Regions from separate parts of the Homo sapiens genome. Here regions 1 and 3 are each linked to region 2. Evidence: chromatin contacts called from ENCODE Hi-C or POLR2A ChIA-PET data. All regions are on one chromosome and are shown on one strand. Each heading gives the region's core, a stretch centred on a gene start or an enhancer-like site at or near the end of the contact. The rest is flanking DNA. Distances are from core to core; before and after follow the strand shown. Region 1 holds the start of ZNF780A (zinc finger protein 780A). Region 2 holds the start of SERTAD1 (SERTA domain containing 1). Region 3 holds the start of NUMBL (NUMB like endocytic adaptor protein).

Evidence for each region. Hi-C counts contacts between places; a loop is a spot of excess contacts on that map. ChIA-PET counts read pairs that join two places held with the same protein, here RNA polymerase II (POLR2A). Pooled maps may share reads with other maps.
Region 1: a loop to region 2 is called in a pooled map, with 5 times the contacts of the local background. The contact joins the promoter of ZNF780A here to the promoter of SERTAD1 in region 2. A Hi-C loop is called at or near these places in 5 of 50 pooled maps. POLR2A ChIA-PET finds 5 or more read pairs at or near these places in 2 of 52 experiments (B cell and BJ).
Region 3: a pooled map shows a loop between it and region 2 (4-fold over the local background). The contact joins the promoter of NUMBL here to the promoter of SERTAD1 in region 2. A Hi-C loop is called at or near these places in 4 of 50 pooled maps. POLR2A ChIA-PET finds 5 or more read pairs at or near these places in 2 of 52 experiments (PC-9 and WTC11).

Annotation. Positions count from the first base shown.
Region 1 is chr19:40,089,500-40,092,199 of GRCh38, forward strand. It overlaps ZNF780A (zinc finger protein 780A), which reads right to left and starts at 1,444. Exons shown (of 6, transcript NM_001142578.2): 1 at 1,407-1,444; 2 at 667-736. RefSeq lists an enhancer at 1,177-1,718 and a silencer at 1,266-1,595.
Region 2 is chr19:40,424,629-40,427,328 of GRCh38, forward strand. SERTAD1 (SERTA domain containing 1) reads right to left here and starts at 1,364. Exons shown (of 2, transcript NM_013376.4): 1 at 1,239-1,364. RefSeq lists an enhancer at 1-689 and a silencer at 732-821.
Region 3 is chr19:40,689,303-40,692,002 of GRCh38, forward strand. NUMBL (NUMB like endocytic adaptor protein) reads right to left here and starts at 1,349. Exons shown (of 10, transcript NM_004756.5): 1 at 1,158-1,349. The coding sequence starts at 1,181. COQ8B (coenzyme Q8B) reads right to left here. Exons shown (of 15, transcript NM_024876.4): 15 at 2,228-2,700. RefSeq lists enhancers at 1-579, 253-302, 1,518-2,455 and silencers at 1,142-1,481, 1,802-2,041.

The sequences.
Region 1 (2,700 bases), core at 194-2,693, 340 kb before region 2:
CTGCTCTAAGGGGCTTTACGATATTAATTCATTCTAATGACAGAACCAATATTCCAACCCAGATACTCTGGATCCACTCCCCTATTCTTAACCACAACAGTGTACTGCCTCTCACAGTACACACACACACACACACACACACACTCACACACACACGCCTAAAACACAACTGGAGCTGCCAAACCTCAGAGAGATCTGGCAAGTATTACAAATATCATCTCATGGACTCCCTGGAAAAATCCTGGCTCTTGTTGATACCAATTTCTGTGCGGTCACTTTTCCACTACCGAATGCCTCACAGGCAATGGAGATCATCCAACCATCTCCATTCTTCCCTGTTTTGAAAAGGAGGTCTGTAAAGACCAACTGATGTCTAGTGTGTGATTCCACCTAAACACTAATCTCCTCCTTCCCAAATATGGGTCTAAAATGGAGCTTTAATATTAACTACTGGAGGTGTATTTCTATACCAGCTTCGAAAAAGAGAGCGCACAGGAAGGTGTGAACGATTTGCCAAATTGTTTTGTGACTATTAAGTGGAAAGGTGAAGGAGGGGGCACGAATCAATTTGCATATCCCCCTAGTTTCACTGAAAATTTAAGGGGAAATCTCAATATTCTAAAATCAAAAACGCATGTCTTGAACAAATACAAAGCACAAACTCACCCTTGACTTTAGGTGTGCAGCAGTAACGCTCTCATCCTCCTCCAGGTCCTTCTTTTGGATAAAAATACGACTGGAGAAGGATACGGCAAGCGTGAGACTCCAGGCATTTCTTGGAGCGCAGACTAAGTTTGAAAACACCCTCCCTCCATAGCCACAATTTCCCTCACTTCACACGAAATAGGAAGGAAGTAAAAGGAAGAGGAATCGATTCAACCAGTACAACCAGTTTGGAGCTGGTTTCTGGGGACAGAGCTCTGAGGACGCTGTGGTTCTCAACATGTAGCTGCCCCCCTGGGGAACACTCGGGGGCACTTCTGCGCTTTCTTGTGTAAAGCTTCATTCTCGGCTCAATATCTGACCTCCCTACTGGGGCCATTCCTCTGCTGCAGTCCCCGCAGCTGTGAAGCGGAAAGAGGGAGGAAGCAGCAGGAGCCTAGGGGCACCGGCACAGTGTCACTCAGCAAAGTGCGCTGCGTCCACACGCCCTCCCGGGCCTGTGCATAGAACCTCACGCACACACTCACAGTCCCCTCCGTCACTCATGATCTCACAATCCCCCTCCTCTGATACCCGCGCACACACACGCCTGGGGATCCGGCAGATCCCGTCTGCACCCCCGGGTTCCTACTCTGAGCGCCTCCCCCTAGGCCACCCGCACTGTCGGGTCAGTCAGGCTGGAGCCCCAATCCGCAGAGATCTCCCGCAGCCACAGATCTCTTCCTCAGACGTGAAGACCTTACCCCGCTATGTCGTCGACCCCGGAGACCGGAAGTGGACTGGCGCGGTGGCCGCTGGGAAATACAGTCCCGAACAGAAAAAGCCTCAGAAGCCTTGAGCTGTGATCCGTTCAGGTTGATCCCAGCATACTATGGGGGCTGACCCCTAAGGGAGCCGAGCCTAGTGGATTCGTGGGAGTTCCAGCCCGCGGGGTGCACAGGTTGTTGCCATGAGCAAGGATCCCCATGTGAGAAGAGCGTTTCCCTCTCGGAGCGTCAGTATAATTTACTTTTTCTCTCCATGGAGAATGCAAATGAGCAGAACTTTTAAAGAAGAAAGAAGAATTTAAAGTAAAATTATGTCAACATGTAGGTGCTTTAACTCCTTTGTCTCAGACCCCAGCGATAGGCTTCCACTTCTCTGTGCTATTTGAAGGGGACTTAGGATAAATTTGAAAAGCTTGAACTAAAGAATTGGTTGGTTATATACTAGGAGAGGAAGTGTGGTTCACATTGGAGATTTCAGAATCAAATGTCCTGGATTCTTCGAGACAATGTTCCTGTTATCTGGAGAGAAAAACGTGATTCAGGACGACATGGAAACGGATAAAAATACACAGATAATTACTTGCCTTATCTTGAAGGATGAATAATTAACACTTTGTTAAAATAGTATAAACAAATGCAAAAAAGGGCTTGCTTTTCCTAGGAAGAGCCTGATTTCACTGTTGTAGTCTAACAATATTTAACTTTCAAAATCATTTTTCTAGTTTCCTATGCTACATAAGGAGGAAACATGTAATAATAAAGAGCAAAACGTCTTTTCATTCCAGAATTGTGACAGAAAACAAATAAGATGATTAACTCAACCATATCAATAATCACATTAAATGTAAATGGTCTAAACACCTTAATTTAAAAAGATTGTCAGATTGGATTTTTTAAAAAGTCAGACCCAAATGTGCATCAATGATAGACTGGATTAAGAAAATGTGGCACATATACACCATGGAATACTATGCAGCCATAAAAAGGATGAGTTCATGTCGTTTGTAGGGACATGGATGAAGCTGGAAACCATCATTCTGAGCAAACTATCGCAAGGACAGAAAACCAAACACCAAATGTTCTCAGTCATAGGTGAGAATTGAACAATGAGAACACTTGGACACAGGGTGGAGAACATCACACACCGGGGCCTATAGTGGGGTCGGGGGAGGGGGAAGGGATAGCATTAGAAGATATACCTAATGTAAATGACGAGTTAATGGGTGCAGCACACCAACATGGCACATGTATACATATGTAACAAACCTGC
Region 2 (2,700 bases), core at 114-2,613:
GTGACATTTGAATGGAGCCCTCAGGCCAGAGAAGTCAGCCATGGGAGACCCTGGGAAAAGCATTCCGGGAGGAGGGAACAACAAAAAAAGGCAGAGAAAAGCCCAGAGGCTGGATGGGCTTGAACTGGAAAGAGACCAGCATGGGTGGCACACAGAGAGTGACATGGTAGGAGACCAGATTGGGGAGCAGCTAGGGGAACGGGCACAAGCCAGGTCACAGAAAGCCACATATGCAGAAGTAGGGAGTTTGGATTTTATCCTGAGTGTGGTGGGCAGTCATTAAAGGAATTTGAGCAGGGAGGGAATGGTGCTGTGAGCTGATTAGGTTTCCGGAAGATCCCCCCCATGGCTGCTTCGAGGAAGACTGTGGGGGGCAAAAAGAGGGGGGATCTGAGACCCACTGGTAGGCTGTACTCGTTTGGGACGGACGATGGTGATGGCCTGGAGTAGGAGCTGGTAGTGGCATGGAAGGAAGTCGGTCGAGTCAGGACTTATTTGGGAGGCAGAATAGACAGGGCTTGTCGGGAAATCGTGATCGGCACCGGGTTCAGTCACTGAGATAAGTTTGAGGGTCCACTGTTCTTGGAGTGGCGGGGGTAGGGCTGGAGTTTTGGACTCCTGGCGCTACCTACTTTTTTGGGCCAGGAAGACTGTAGAGTCCAGTTTCGGAACCCTGCCTAGCAAGATTTTAAGAATGGCCCACCACACTACTCAAAACAGGGTCTTCGTCCCCTTCCCCGCAGTCCGGGGAGTCCGGAACCGCAGGAATTCCGCCCCCACCCCCGACTCCGCCCCCGGGTCCCGGCGCCCCCTAGCGGTGCCCAGGCCGGCTTTCCCCCGGGGATTCTGGCCCCTCTGACCCCAGGACCCCTTCTACTGCCCCGATTCCCGGCTGTGATTCCTGCCGGCCTCCCGGCGCCGTGCGAGCCGGGACCCCTGGCGGGCTGTTCTCTGCGCCCGGCCTCCGCTCGCTTCCGGCAGTGGAGGCGGCTCCTCCCGAAGCGGCGGCGGCGGGGGCGGGTGAGTCACGCAGCCGGAGCCAAGAAGCCGGCGCCTCCGCCCCCTTCTCGGACTGCGGCGTGATTCACCCGGCCCGGCCGGGGCAGACAGCACGTAGAGGTCCGTGCGTCTCGATCCCGGGCAGCCCCGGCGGGCACCTGTCGGACCCAGGGATCGAACTCTGTGAAGGACCCGGCCGCTGGTAGCCCTTCTGTTCCCAGGCCCCTTCATTTACATACCTTGCTCACTAGCGGCCAATCAGAACGAAGAGGTAGCCACCCACAACCAATCAGGAAACGGCGGCGGCAGCATCGCTTGTTGGCTGTCCTCCGGAAACCCGCGCCTGGGTCGCGAGACGCAGTTCTGACTCCGGCTCACGACTCCAGACTCCTAACTACCCTTAGCGACCGCCCACTCTCGTGGCTGCCCCGCCCTCCGCCCCAGGGATTGGCCCTGCATGGTGATGGGCGGAGCTTGTAGGGGGCGGATTCTGAAGGAGGGGCTTCAGGGCGCATGCCCGGGCAGCTGCGCGAGTGAGGGGTGGAAAGAGGTGGCTTTTTACTCCGGGGAACGGTGGCGAGTGGGGGCTTTTGCCTCTCAAAATACGAGCCCCTCACAACTACCCATGCACCTGCCAAACCCGGCAATTAAGCTTCTTACACATCCAGCCCCGACAGGGGTCTACACTACAGATAATGCCCGGGTTCAAATTCCGACTCCGGATTCCCCACTCACTGGATGCGTGACCTTGGAAAAATGATCAACCTCTTCAAGCTACACAAAGTTAAATGGGGATCGTCTTGCCTACCTCTTGACAGGATACTTTAAGTAGGATCGTATCTATAAGAACACAATACCACACTCAAGCAATGCTGGACAGTTGGACTTAATTGTGGTTAAAGGCGGGAGTGAGGTGGGAGTGCGATACCAACGGAATCACATCCCGGGCTCCATTCCCTAAGCAGCTGTGTGACCTGCGGCAAGTGTTTTAATCCCTTCTGGTCTGTTTCTCCTTTAAAATGAGAGAAAATAGCGCCTAGTTTACAGGATTGTTTTTAAGGATTAAATTAATTCATGAAAAATCTTCAGAGTGGGGTGCAACATGTTTTGTGTTTTTTTTTTTTTTTTCATTTTATTTATTTATTTATTTATTTATTTGAGACAGATTCTCACTCCGTCGCCCAGGCTGGAGTGCAGGGGCACGATCTCGGTTCACTGTAACCTCCGCCTCCCAGGTTCAAGCAATTATCCTGCCTCAGCCTCCCGAGTAGCTGGGACTACAGGCGTGCGCCACCACGCCCGGTTAATTTTTGTATTTTTAGTAGAGATGGGGTTTCACCATGTTAGCCAGGCAGGTCTCAAACTCCTCACCTCAGGTGATCCGCCCTCCTCGGCCCCTGAGTGTTGGGATTACAGGCGTGAGCTACCGCGCCCAGCTGCTTATTATTTTTTTCTTTACTTTTTATTTTATTTTATTTTGCTTTTGAGACAGGGTCTCGCTCTGTCACCCAGGCTGAAGTGCAGGGGTGCCATCTCGGCTCACTGCAGCCTCCCAGGTTCAAGCCATCCTCCTGCCTCAGACCCCCAAGCAGCTGGGACTACAGGCGCACACCACCATGCCTGGTTAGCAACGTTGTTTCTTTGTTAGTAGTAATAGCTGTTGTAATAAGACAAGCTCTTAGTTCAAGGTGGATAGACATG
Region 3 (2,700 bases), core at 99-2,598, 260 kb after region 2:
ACACAGACAGACTAAAAAGTACAGGATTCTGCACAGTGAGCAGCTGTCACACACACATACACAGTCACACAGATACTAGGGTCACAGACACAATCATAGACACCACCACAAGCACACACACACGACACAGGATTCCTCAGTCACCAGCTGCAGCGTACGCGTGCACACACACACACACATACACAGCCACAGTCACACAAACACAGGGCACACTCCTAGCCACCTCCCCATCGCTTGCTTCCCCCCTTCCCCCCAGGTACCACACACAAAGCCGCCGTCACCGTCACCGCAGACACTGCAGACAGACAGGGCTGCACCCGGTCCCTGGGGAGCCGCCCCCAGCCCAGCCTGTATCCTGGAGCCTGAGGGCCAGGTCCAGGAGGGGGAAGCGGTGCATTGTCTGCGGGTGGGGCCACTCTTGGACAGCTGGGCAGCCCTGGGGACAAAGGGGGTGGCCTAGGGATCCTGTGCCCTGGGACCCATGACCAAGCCAGGGGGTGGAGGGATTGGGGGTTGCCTGAAATTGTCCTTATTTTATTCAGGCTGGGGTGGGGTGGAGTCCCAGGCACAGGGACCTTGTTTTGAGAAGTGGCTGTGCCTGGGACTCCGCCCAAGGATTGGGGGGATGCTGTGCCCAGGGTGCCTCTGAGACCTGGGGGCAGGCTGTGCTTGGAGTCCCCCTAGGCCTTGGCGTGGTGGGAACGCTGTACCCAGTGACCCCATCCTCGAGACCGTACCTAGGCAGTTGTTGTGCTGAGACCCCCTTAGGCAGGGAGAGGTAGGGATTGTGTCTGGAATCGCGTCCTGGAGGCCTTGGTTTGATACGGGGGCTGTGTCCCCGACCCCATCTCCATCCCCATCTAGTTCTAGGAGTTGTACCTAGAATCTCTGTACCCCTGTCCTTGGTTTTGTGGGGGGTCTGTGTCCAGGATCCCTATTTCCAGGGCCTTGGCAAGAGATGGCCCAGGGGTCTGTGCCCAAGACCCCGGTCTCCTGGGCTTTGGCTTGTTGGGCCTGTTCCTGGACCCCCACCCGGGACCACCCTCTCCAGCCTTGGCACCCTCTCTCCATCCGGGCGCCGCGGCCGCCTCCCACCCTCCGCCACATCAGCAGCGGCGCCGCCCCCGACCCGAGCCCCCCTCTCCCGCCCTTCTCACGCTGGCCGCCGCGCTGCGGGACATCCAGGGCCCGGGCGCCCCCGCCTCCCGCGGCCCTGGCTGGGCCTGGCTCCCCGACTGCTGCTGCTGCGGTGGTGGCGGCGGCAGCTCGGTCTGACGCCGGCCAGGGCCCGGGGCCGGGGGATGGTGCGGGATGCACGCGCGCGAGCCTCCTCGGCTCCCGGGAGGATTCCGTTCCGGGGGCGGGGGAGCGTCCCTCGGCCTCGGCTCCCCGCCCCGACCCCGCCCATTGGCCCGCCGCCTGCCGTATATGCAGAAAGGTCCCGCCCCGCCCCGCCCCTTGGCCTGAAGACCCCGCCCACACGCAGACACCATCCCGCCTTCCCCGGCGCGGCCACCGCCCCGCCACGCCCATTGGCCAGTCCCGAGCTGAGCATGCCTATGAACATCGCCGAGTCCTTTCCCCCGGTCCGTCCTGGCCTGGGCTCCCTTTCCCTCCGTGACACCTGACCTCAGATCCCCTCCAGCTCCGCGTCCGAAAGAGTTGCTTCTAGAGGCGCCTTGCCGCCCCACACCCCCAAATCTTCCCGCTAACCCCATGGTTCCCCAGCCCGGCGGGGGCGGGCAGGAGCGGTGACGAGGCACTTTTTGCAAGGAAGGGGAGGGGGTGTGAACAGACCAAGGCGTCCTGATGCGCGATCGGTTCGGCTTTGGGAACGGGGGCGCCGGGGTGGGACCAGGGCGCGGTTCTGGCCGCTACGGCGCCCCCGCCGCCCCCTACGCCAATCCTGTGGGTTTGGCAAAGCAGCTGGCAGGGACATTAGAGCCCATTAGTAAAGGCGAGGTTGCCAGGAGTGAGGGGAGGGAGCCCGCAGCCAAGAGGCACTGTGTGTGTGGGAGGCCTCAGCTGCCACAGCCCTTAGAGCAGGTGGTCAGCACGTGGGGGGGGGTGGGGAAGGCGAGAAGGAGGTTCCCGGCAACAGATGGCACAGGCAGGGCTGAGGCTTTCAGACAAGGGGGTGCAGGGGGGCTGGCCATCTGCACCTGGAGGCCGCTGGCGAGCTCCTCCCCCTCTCCCCCCAACCCTAGCGCAGAGAAAAGAGCTGGGGGAAGGGGAGGGCTGCTTTTATTCCGATTGAAGATTCAGCTCCCCCCCACCCCGCACCCCTACCTCTCCAACACACTGAGAGGCTGGAACCCGGGAGAAGGCAGCTGTTGGAGGAGCGAGGGAGGCAGAGGTGAGGACTGCCTCCAGGACCATCTCGCCTTCCACGGGAGGCTTGAGGCAGAGGTGAGGGCTCCCCCTGATGAGTCTGATCTGCATAACGACATGCAGCGGCCCAAGGCTCCCTCAAATGTTGGCAAAGATAAGTTAACCGCTTCCCTGGCTTAGTTTTCGGATACCCACTTTCGAGTGGGGAGGTGCAGGATCTAGGGCACGAAGTTGGGAGTTCCCCAGCCCCAGGGATCCTGAGCTCCTGGGCCAAGGAGGAGAGCCAGGCAAGACTGGGAAGCCCAAGGGGGCTCCTCTGACCCAGGGCAGACGGGGAAGGGATAAGAGGCACTACAGCAGGGTACGGCC